Linked DNA regions of Homo sapiens: all the other regions are linked to region 1. Evidence: read pairs that join two places in POLR2A ChIA-PET (ENCODE). Cell type or tissue: Caco-2. All regions are shown on one strand.

Region 1 (2,500 bases):
AAGCAATCCTCCTGCCTTGCCCTCCCAAAGTGTTGGGATTACAGGCGTGAGCTGTGGCACCTGGCCCCTGCAGGCTTTCTTGCCTGCGGTGTCACGGTCCCCACTTTCCCAGATCCTTGGGGCTCTGGTCCCCACGTAAGTAACTGGCCACACCTCTCTTAGGGCCTCCACTCCAGGCCTCCGGGCAAGGCGAGGGTCTCCCTTCTCAGCCTGGCATTTATTCCATGTCATGGGTGACCCACTGGGTCCCACAGTTCCTCCTCCAGACCCTCTGGGTGGCAAACTGGGCTGCTTAGTTCTTTCCAAATGGGTCCTGAACTCAGCTGGCCAGCATGGCGAAACCCTGTCTTTATCAAAAATACAAAAATTAGCTAGGCATGGTGGCACATGCCTGTAATCCCAGCTACTTGGGAAGCTGAGGCAGGAGAATCGCTTGAACCCAGGAGGCGGAGGTTGCAGTGAGCTAAAATCACGCCACTGCTCTCCAGCCTGGGCGACAGAGCAAGACTCTGTCTCCAAAACAAAACAAAACAAAACAAAACAAAACAAAACAAAAAACAAAACCAAATGGGTCCTGAACTCTGAACATCACCACTTCCAACCTTTCCTCTGCCAGTCCGTACACAGGCCCACCAGGCACAACTGCCTCCCCCCACCCCAAAGAGCGAGTGGAAAGGAAAACGCATCCTGTCCCTCACTCTTCAAGGCTGAGTCCCTCGTCAGGGGCTGGGTGGAGAAGGAGGGAACCGTGAGCATCTTTTTCCACTTCTCCCCAAGTCCCCGCATCCGCTAGTGCTGGCCCCGAAGCCCCTCTCCCTAGTCTGCCTGCCCAAATCTCACCCAGCGGGGAGGCAATGCCTTATTATTTCTTAATTGTTTGAAACCCCTTGATCAGCCCGTCTCAGAAAAAGCAGCTTCAGGCCAGTCGCGGTGGCTCACACCTGTAATCCCAGCACTTTGGGAGGACGAGGCGGGTGGATCATCCGAGGTCAGGAGTTTGAGACAAGCCTGACCTATATGGTGAAACCCTGTCTCAACTAAAAATACAAAAATTTAGCCAGGCGTGGTGGCGCACGCCTGTAGTCCCAGCTACTCAGGAGGCTGAGGCAGGAGAATCGCTTGAACCCCGGAGGCGGCTGTTGCAGTCAGCCGAGATGGTGCCACTGCACTCCAGCCTGGGCAACCAGAGTGAAACTCTGTCTCAAAAAAAAAAAAAAAAAAAAAAGAAAAGAAAAGAAAAAAGAAAAAGCAGCCTCATGACTGGCAGGGCTTTGGCCATAAAATCATTCATGTGGCTCAGCCCTCCCTAAGGAAGGTGGGGCCGGGGTTGTAAAACCAGAGCTGGCCCCTCCTCGCCCTCCCCGTCAATAAGAGGCAGAGATCAGAAGGTGCCGGCGCCAGGGACTCCCGAGATCAGAGCGCGGGGAGGAGCGGCCACCGCAGCTCTCCTTGGCTGCCCGAGGCGCCCCAGGTCCAAAGGCCGGCGTGGCTTCTCTGGCCTTGACACTCTCCGTAGCCCAGCACGCAGGGAATGCAAGGAAACGCCTGGAACCGCAGAGCGCCTGCTAACGCCTCCTGTCTGGGCTGAGTCTCCCTCCCGGATCTCGCTCCTTCCGGGTCTTGCTCATCCCCAAGTTCCCCATCCAGGGCGTGATACAGTCAGGCTTCCCTGGTTCAAATCCTGGCTACGCCCTGCTTGGCAGCTGTGTGACCCTGGGCAAGTCACTCAACCTCTCTGGGCCTCACCTCTTACAGGGGATGATAGTAGTTAAAATGGGTTAATCTCCGACGGCTGTAAGGATTAGATGAGGTAATACAGACAGCACTCAACAGGTTGAGAACAACTGCAAGGATGTTACAGGGATTATAACATCCTGGGCTTGTCAGCCTACTGGGTCAGCAGCCCATCCTGCCTACCGCCTGTGCCAAATGTTTTCCTCTTACGATTTTATTTTTTTTAATTTTTTTAATTTTAATTATTTTTTGAGACAGAGTTTCACTCTTGTTGCCCAGGCTGGAGTGTAATGACACGATCTCGACTCACCGCAACCTCCGCCTCCTGGGTTCAAGCGATTCTCCTGCCTCAACCTCCCGAGTAGCTGGGATTACAGGCATGCACCACCATGCCCGGCTGACTTTTTTCTATTTTTAGTAGAGACGGGGTTTCTCCATGTTGGTCAGCCTGGTCTCCAACTATCGACCTCAGGTGATCCGCCCACCTCGGCCTCCCAAAGTTCTGGGATTACAGGCGTGAGCCACCGTGCCCGGCCTCTTACGATTTTAATTTAGCCCTTATTATCCTTTTAAGTCCTTTTTACATACAAGACCACATGGAACACATATTAAATTTCTTTTTTCTTTTTTTGAGATGGAGTTTCAATCTTGTCACCCAAGCTGGTGTGCAGTATGCGATCTCAGCTCACTGCAACCTCCGCCTCCTGGGTTCAAGCAACTCTCCTGCCTCAGCCTCTCCAGTAGCTGGGACTACAGGCAAGTGCCA
Region 2 (2,500 bases), 200 kb after region 1:
GGCTTAGAGGTTCCCTCCCAGAAGCTGGTCCAGGGCCGGTCCTTTCTTTGGAATGTGCGGGGTTTGGACAACCCAGGCCTGCTGCATTCACCCCTCGCCACATCCCACCACTGCCTTCTGCAGCTCCGCACTTTGCTTTGAATAATAACAACCCCAGCAACAGTGGCCATCACAGCCCCTTGTTGCTGAGCGCTTGCTGTGTCTGGCTTATTGACTCCTTCCTGCAGTGCGGAGAGACAGCCGCCATCAGCCCATTCATACATGGAGAAACTGAATGTCTCAGAGGGCCCGGGTTGTGCCCAGGATCACACAGTTCATAATTGGTGGAGTCGAGATCAAGCCCCCGTCTGCCTGCCTCCAAGCTCTTCCACAGGGCACCTATGGCCTCTGGAGCCACGGTTGTTTTTTTCTTTTTCTATTTTTTTAAAAGTTAAGGCTGGGCTTGGTATGTCTTGTCTGTGATCTGAGCACTTTGGGAGGCCGAGGTAGGCGGATCACTTGAGCCCAGGAGTTCGAGACCAGTCTGGCAAACGGTGAAACTGTCTGTACTAAATATATAAATATCAGTCGGTTGTGGTGGGGGGTGCCCGTAGTCCCAGCTACTCAGGAAGCTGAGGCATGAGAATCACTTGAACCATGAGAATCACTTGAACCCGGGAGGTGGAGGTTGCAGTGAGCCAAGATCACGCCACTGCACTCCAGCCTGGGTGACAGAGCAAGATTCTTAAAAAAAAAAAGTTAAAAAAAGCCTATTTTATTATAGAAATGTATAAATATATAGAAATGTAGAAAGAACATAAGTGAATAAGCATATATCTCCCAGGCAGGAGATTTTAAACAGAGGCAGGGGCAGGGTAGAAGTGGCAGAGGCGGGTGAGGCCCGCTGGGTGACCATTTGCTGATGACTTAAGTCCTTTGAAGATGTGGCCTGGGCAGGGAAAGAAGCAGCATAGCCTCGGTTCAAACAATAGCTTGGTTGTTCACTAGTGGTGCGGGTGACCTTGGCGGGTGACCTCTCTCTGATCTTTTTTCGCTGATTCATTCATTCATTGAGTTCGCTCAGTAAATATTTATTGAGCACCTACTGTGTCTCTGGAATGGCTTGAGGCTCTGGGAGACAGTGGACAGCATGAGAGATGTACCTCACAGGCTCTGTTCTACTGAGGAAGAGACCAGCAACAAGGTACAGAAGTGAAATTTGGCCGGGCACAGTGACTCACGCTTGTTATTCCAGCACTTTGAGAGGCCGAGGTGGGCGGATCACTTAAGGTCAGGAGTTCGAGACCAGCTTGGCCAACATGGTGAAACCCCATCTTTACTGAAAATACAAAAATTAGCTGGGTGTGGTGGCGGGTGCCTATAGTCCCAGCTACTCGGGAGGCTGAGGTAGGAGAATCACTTGCACCCAGGAGGCGGAGGCTGCAGTGAGCTGAGATCGCACCACTGCACTCCAGCCTGGGTGACAGAGCAAGACTATGTCTCAAAAAAAAAAAAAAAAAAGAAAAAGTCTGGGCGCGGTGGCTCACGCCTATAATCCCAGCACTTTGGGAGGCCGAGGCAGGTGGATCACATGAGGTCAGGATTTCGAGACCAATCTGGCCAACATGGTGAAACCCCGACTCTACTAAAAATACAAAAATTAGCTGGGTGTGGTGGCACATGCCTGTGATCCCAGCTACTCCGGAGGCTGAGGCAGGATAATTACTTGAACCCGGGAGGCGGAGGCTGCAGTGAGCCAAGATCGCACCACTGCACTCCAGTCTGGGCAACAGAGTGAGACTATGTCTCAAAAAAAAAAGAAGTGAAATGTATTAAAAGATGTTTCCTTGTGGAGGCCCTGAGAGGGAAGCATCTATGGTGTCTCTCCTGGCTTCCTGTAGCTGCCAGCAACCCTTGGTGCTCCTTGGCTTGTAGATGAGTCACTCCAACCCCTGTCTCCATCTTCCTGTGGCTGCCTTCTCGGTGTCCTATGTGTGTCCTTTTCTGTCTCTTATAAGGACACTCTCATTGGATTTAGGTTCCACCCTAATTTAGTATGATCTCATCTGTATCTTTACCTTAATTCTACCTGCAAAGACCCTATTTCCGAATGAGATCATATTCTGAGGTTCCAAAGGGATGTAAATTTTTAGGGGACAACATTCAACTCATTATACCCAGTAAATTTGAATTTCAGATAAACTATGTGTAATTTTTTAGTACAGTGGAAGTGTGTCCTATGCAATACAGTCATCCAATATTGCATGGGATGTAGTTAAACTAAAAAAATCGTTTGTTGTTGGGCCGGGCATGGTGGCTCACACCTGTAATCCCAGCACTTTAGGAGGCCAAGGCGGGTGGATTGCTTGAGGTCAGGAGTTCGAGACCAGCCTGGCCAACCTGGTGAAAACCCGTCTCTACTAAAATACAAAAAAAAAATTAGCTGGGCATGGTGGCTGGCGCCTGTAATCCCAGCTACTGTGGAGGCTGAGGCAGGAGAATCGCTTGCACCCAGGAGGCA
Region 3 (2,500 bases), 160 kb after region 1:
CCAGCCACACTCCCTTCTTGCTCTTCCTCAAATACATCAAGCTCCTTCCTGCTTCAAGGGCTTTGTCCTTTGTTGTTGCCTCTCCTGGGGACACTTTTCCCTACCTCCTCCATGCCAGACCTCCACCTGACACCTCCAGCTCAGGTGTCACCGCCTCAGGGAGGCCTCCCCTGACTGCCATCTATTGAAACTCCATCCTCAGTCATTACAACATCCTGTGTTGATTTCCTCCAGGACAGCCGGATTTTACTGTTACTGGTTTTGTCTGTCTCACCATTAAAATGCAAGCTCTATAAGGCAGGGACCTTGTCTCCCTCTCTTTTTTTCCCCCCCCCTCTAGAACTGTATTCCCTAGGAATTAAAACAGCCCTGGCACAGAATCAGCTCTCAATAAATCTTCCTGTAATGCAATGAGAACAGCAAGTGGGCTTTCTCCCTAGGCGCACAGGGGATACTGCAGTTGTCCTGAGGGAATGAGTTCTTTTTGTTTATTGTTTTTTTTTTTTTTTTGAGAACAGTCTCACTCTGTCCCCCAGGCTGGAGTGCAGTGGCAAGATCTCGGCTCACTGCAATCTCGGCTCACTGCAACCTCCGCCTCCCAGGTTCAAGCGATTACTCCTGCCTCAGCCTCCTGAGTAGCTGGGATTACAGGCATGCGCCACCATGCCCGGCTAATTTTCATATTTTCAGCAGAGATGGGGTTTCTCCATGTTGGCCAGGCTGGCCTCAAACTCCTGGCCTCAGGTGATCTGCCCGCCTCGGCCTCCCAAAGTGCTGGGATTACAGGTGTGAGCCAGTGCACCTGGCCGGAAATGAGGTCTTATTGTAATGCAAGGAGAACCTCTTCCTTCAGCAGGTGGAGGTGTGCTGAGGGGACCACATTCCCAGCATTCAGTGGGGCACAGATGGAGCTGTGAAGATCATTCTTTCTTCCATCCAGGGGCAGCACGGGGACTACATTTCCCAGAATGCTATGGGCGTACACTGAGCCGACCGCAGTGCCCAGCGGACAATGAAACAGAGAGGACCACACTTCTCAGCAGCAATGAAGGCACGAGGGATCACGTCTTTTGAGTATGCCTTGGAAGTGGCAGTTAAGAAATAAGTTCGCCTCCCAGGGCATCTACCTACAAATCTCTGAAAAGTACCATGCCAAGGAGAACAAGAAAGTTGGACAGAGGTCCTTCCCAGAATGCTCTGGACAGGAGAGGACTACGAGCCTCTGCATACAACAGTGATGCAGTCACACAGCCACAGGCCCGCACAGCAGGGAATGGGCAGATTGAATGAAGCTCCACCTCTGGGTTGCGCTGGCCCCACCTCTGGAGAGGCCCCGCCCCTTCTCAGGCCCCACCTCCTAGCTGACCCATTCTCAATCCACAGAGCAGGCTTGGTCCAATTCTCTCCTTCTCTACCAGAGGTCCGCTACAACTGGCCCCTTCTGTGCCCTTGGGAGTCAGGCCTTTCTCCAGGCTCTGGCCAGCTCCAGCCTCTACCATCCCTTCCCAGCAGGCTCCTGGCTTTGATCTGTCATTGGCTGGGTCGGCCTCCACCATAAGCCTTCATCCTCCTGCCCATCCTCTGGACTCTCGCTTTCCACACCTCACAGCGGGGTATGCCCCTTCTCAAACCCTACTCTCAGGACCGGCTTCCTCCCTAGACCCACCCCTTTATTAGAGTGCTTAGGCCCCGCCCCTCGCTGGCCCCGCCCCCAACTGGCTAGCCCCGCCCCCTTTTCTGACTCACTCCTTCCCTGACTGGCCTCGCACCAAATCTCAATTCCTTGCTTCCTGGTTCTACCCCTTGCCCGTCCTCCTCTCTCTAATGACTCTTCCTCTTTTCCGACTTCCACTTAGAAGATGGCTCCTCCATCCCTGGCTGACTTCTAGACCCTATGCTCTACCGGCCGAACGCCTCCCCAAACTCTGTCCTTGGTACCTGATACCTCTGATACTTCCTAGCTGCCACCTCTCCACTAGACTTCGCCCCTTTCTTTCTGAACTCCATTCCTTTTCTTTTTCTTTTGGACAGAGTCTCACTGTGTCGCCCAGGCTGGAGTGCAGTGGCACGATCTCGGCTCACCGCAGCCTCCGCCTCCCGGATTCAAGCAATTCTCTTGCCTCACCCTCCCGAGTAGTTGGGATTACAGGCGCCCGCCACAACGCCCGGCTAATTTTTGTATATTTAGTAGAGACGGGGTTTCACCATGTTGGCCAGGCTGGTCTCAAACTCCTGTGACCTCAAGTGATCCGCCGGCCTCGGCTTTCCAAAGCGCTGGGATTACAGGCGTGAGCCACCGCGCCCAGGCCCATTCCTTTTCAACTGACTTCTTCCTGTGCTGATCCTAGGTCCCACCCCTCCCTCAGATTTTGCCATTTGGGGCTAGTCCCTTTTCGTTCCCAGCCCCTAACCCTTCCCTCGACTCGCCTTTACTACAGACCCTTACCTGCAATGAATGGGCCCACGTCCTCCCTATACTCTGATCATCGAGGACTGGCCT

The links. Peaks named below come from ENCODE experiments on the same cell type or tissue, not always from the same donor. Only the 100,000 strongest peaks of a DNase experiment are listed, where the experiment ranks them.
Region 2: POLR2A ChIA-PET joins it to region 1 with 10 read pairs; 6 of 35 experiments call an interaction of 5 or more read pairs at or near these places.
Region 3: POLR2A ChIA-PET joins it to region 1 with 11 read pairs; 4 of 35 experiments call an interaction of 5 or more read pairs at or near these places.

Annotation. Positions count from the first base shown.
Region 1 is chr19:48,557,405-48,559,904 of GRCh38, reverse strand. All of the region lies in intron 1 of SULT2B1 (sulfotransferase family 2B member 1), which reads right to left. Among named protein-coding and RNA genes, the nearest start is that of SULT2B1, 6.5 kb to the right of the region's middle. In Caco-2, no CTCF peak of the experiment used is centred here; a DNase peak (open chromatin) is centred at 1,394.
Region 2 is chr19:48,353,265-48,355,764 of GRCh38, reverse strand. All of the region lies in intron 3 of TMEM143 (transmembrane protein 143), which reads left to right. Among named protein-coding and RNA genes, the nearest start is that of TMEM143, 9.4 kb to the left of the region's middle. In Caco-2, no CTCF peak of the experiment used is centred here; DNase peaks (open chromatin) are centred at 14 and 1,024.
Region 3 is chr19:48,399,092-48,401,591 of GRCh38, reverse strand. The region is part of intron 3 of GRIN2D (glutamate ionotropic receptor NMDA type subunit 2D); the gene reads right to left. Among named protein-coding and RNA genes, the nearest start is that of GRIN2D, 6.7 kb to the right of the region's middle. RefSeq lists an enhancer at 367-908. In Caco-2, no CTCF peak of the experiment used is centred here; DNase peaks (open chromatin) are centred at 951, 1,281 and 1,667; H3K4me3 peaks cover 749 bases.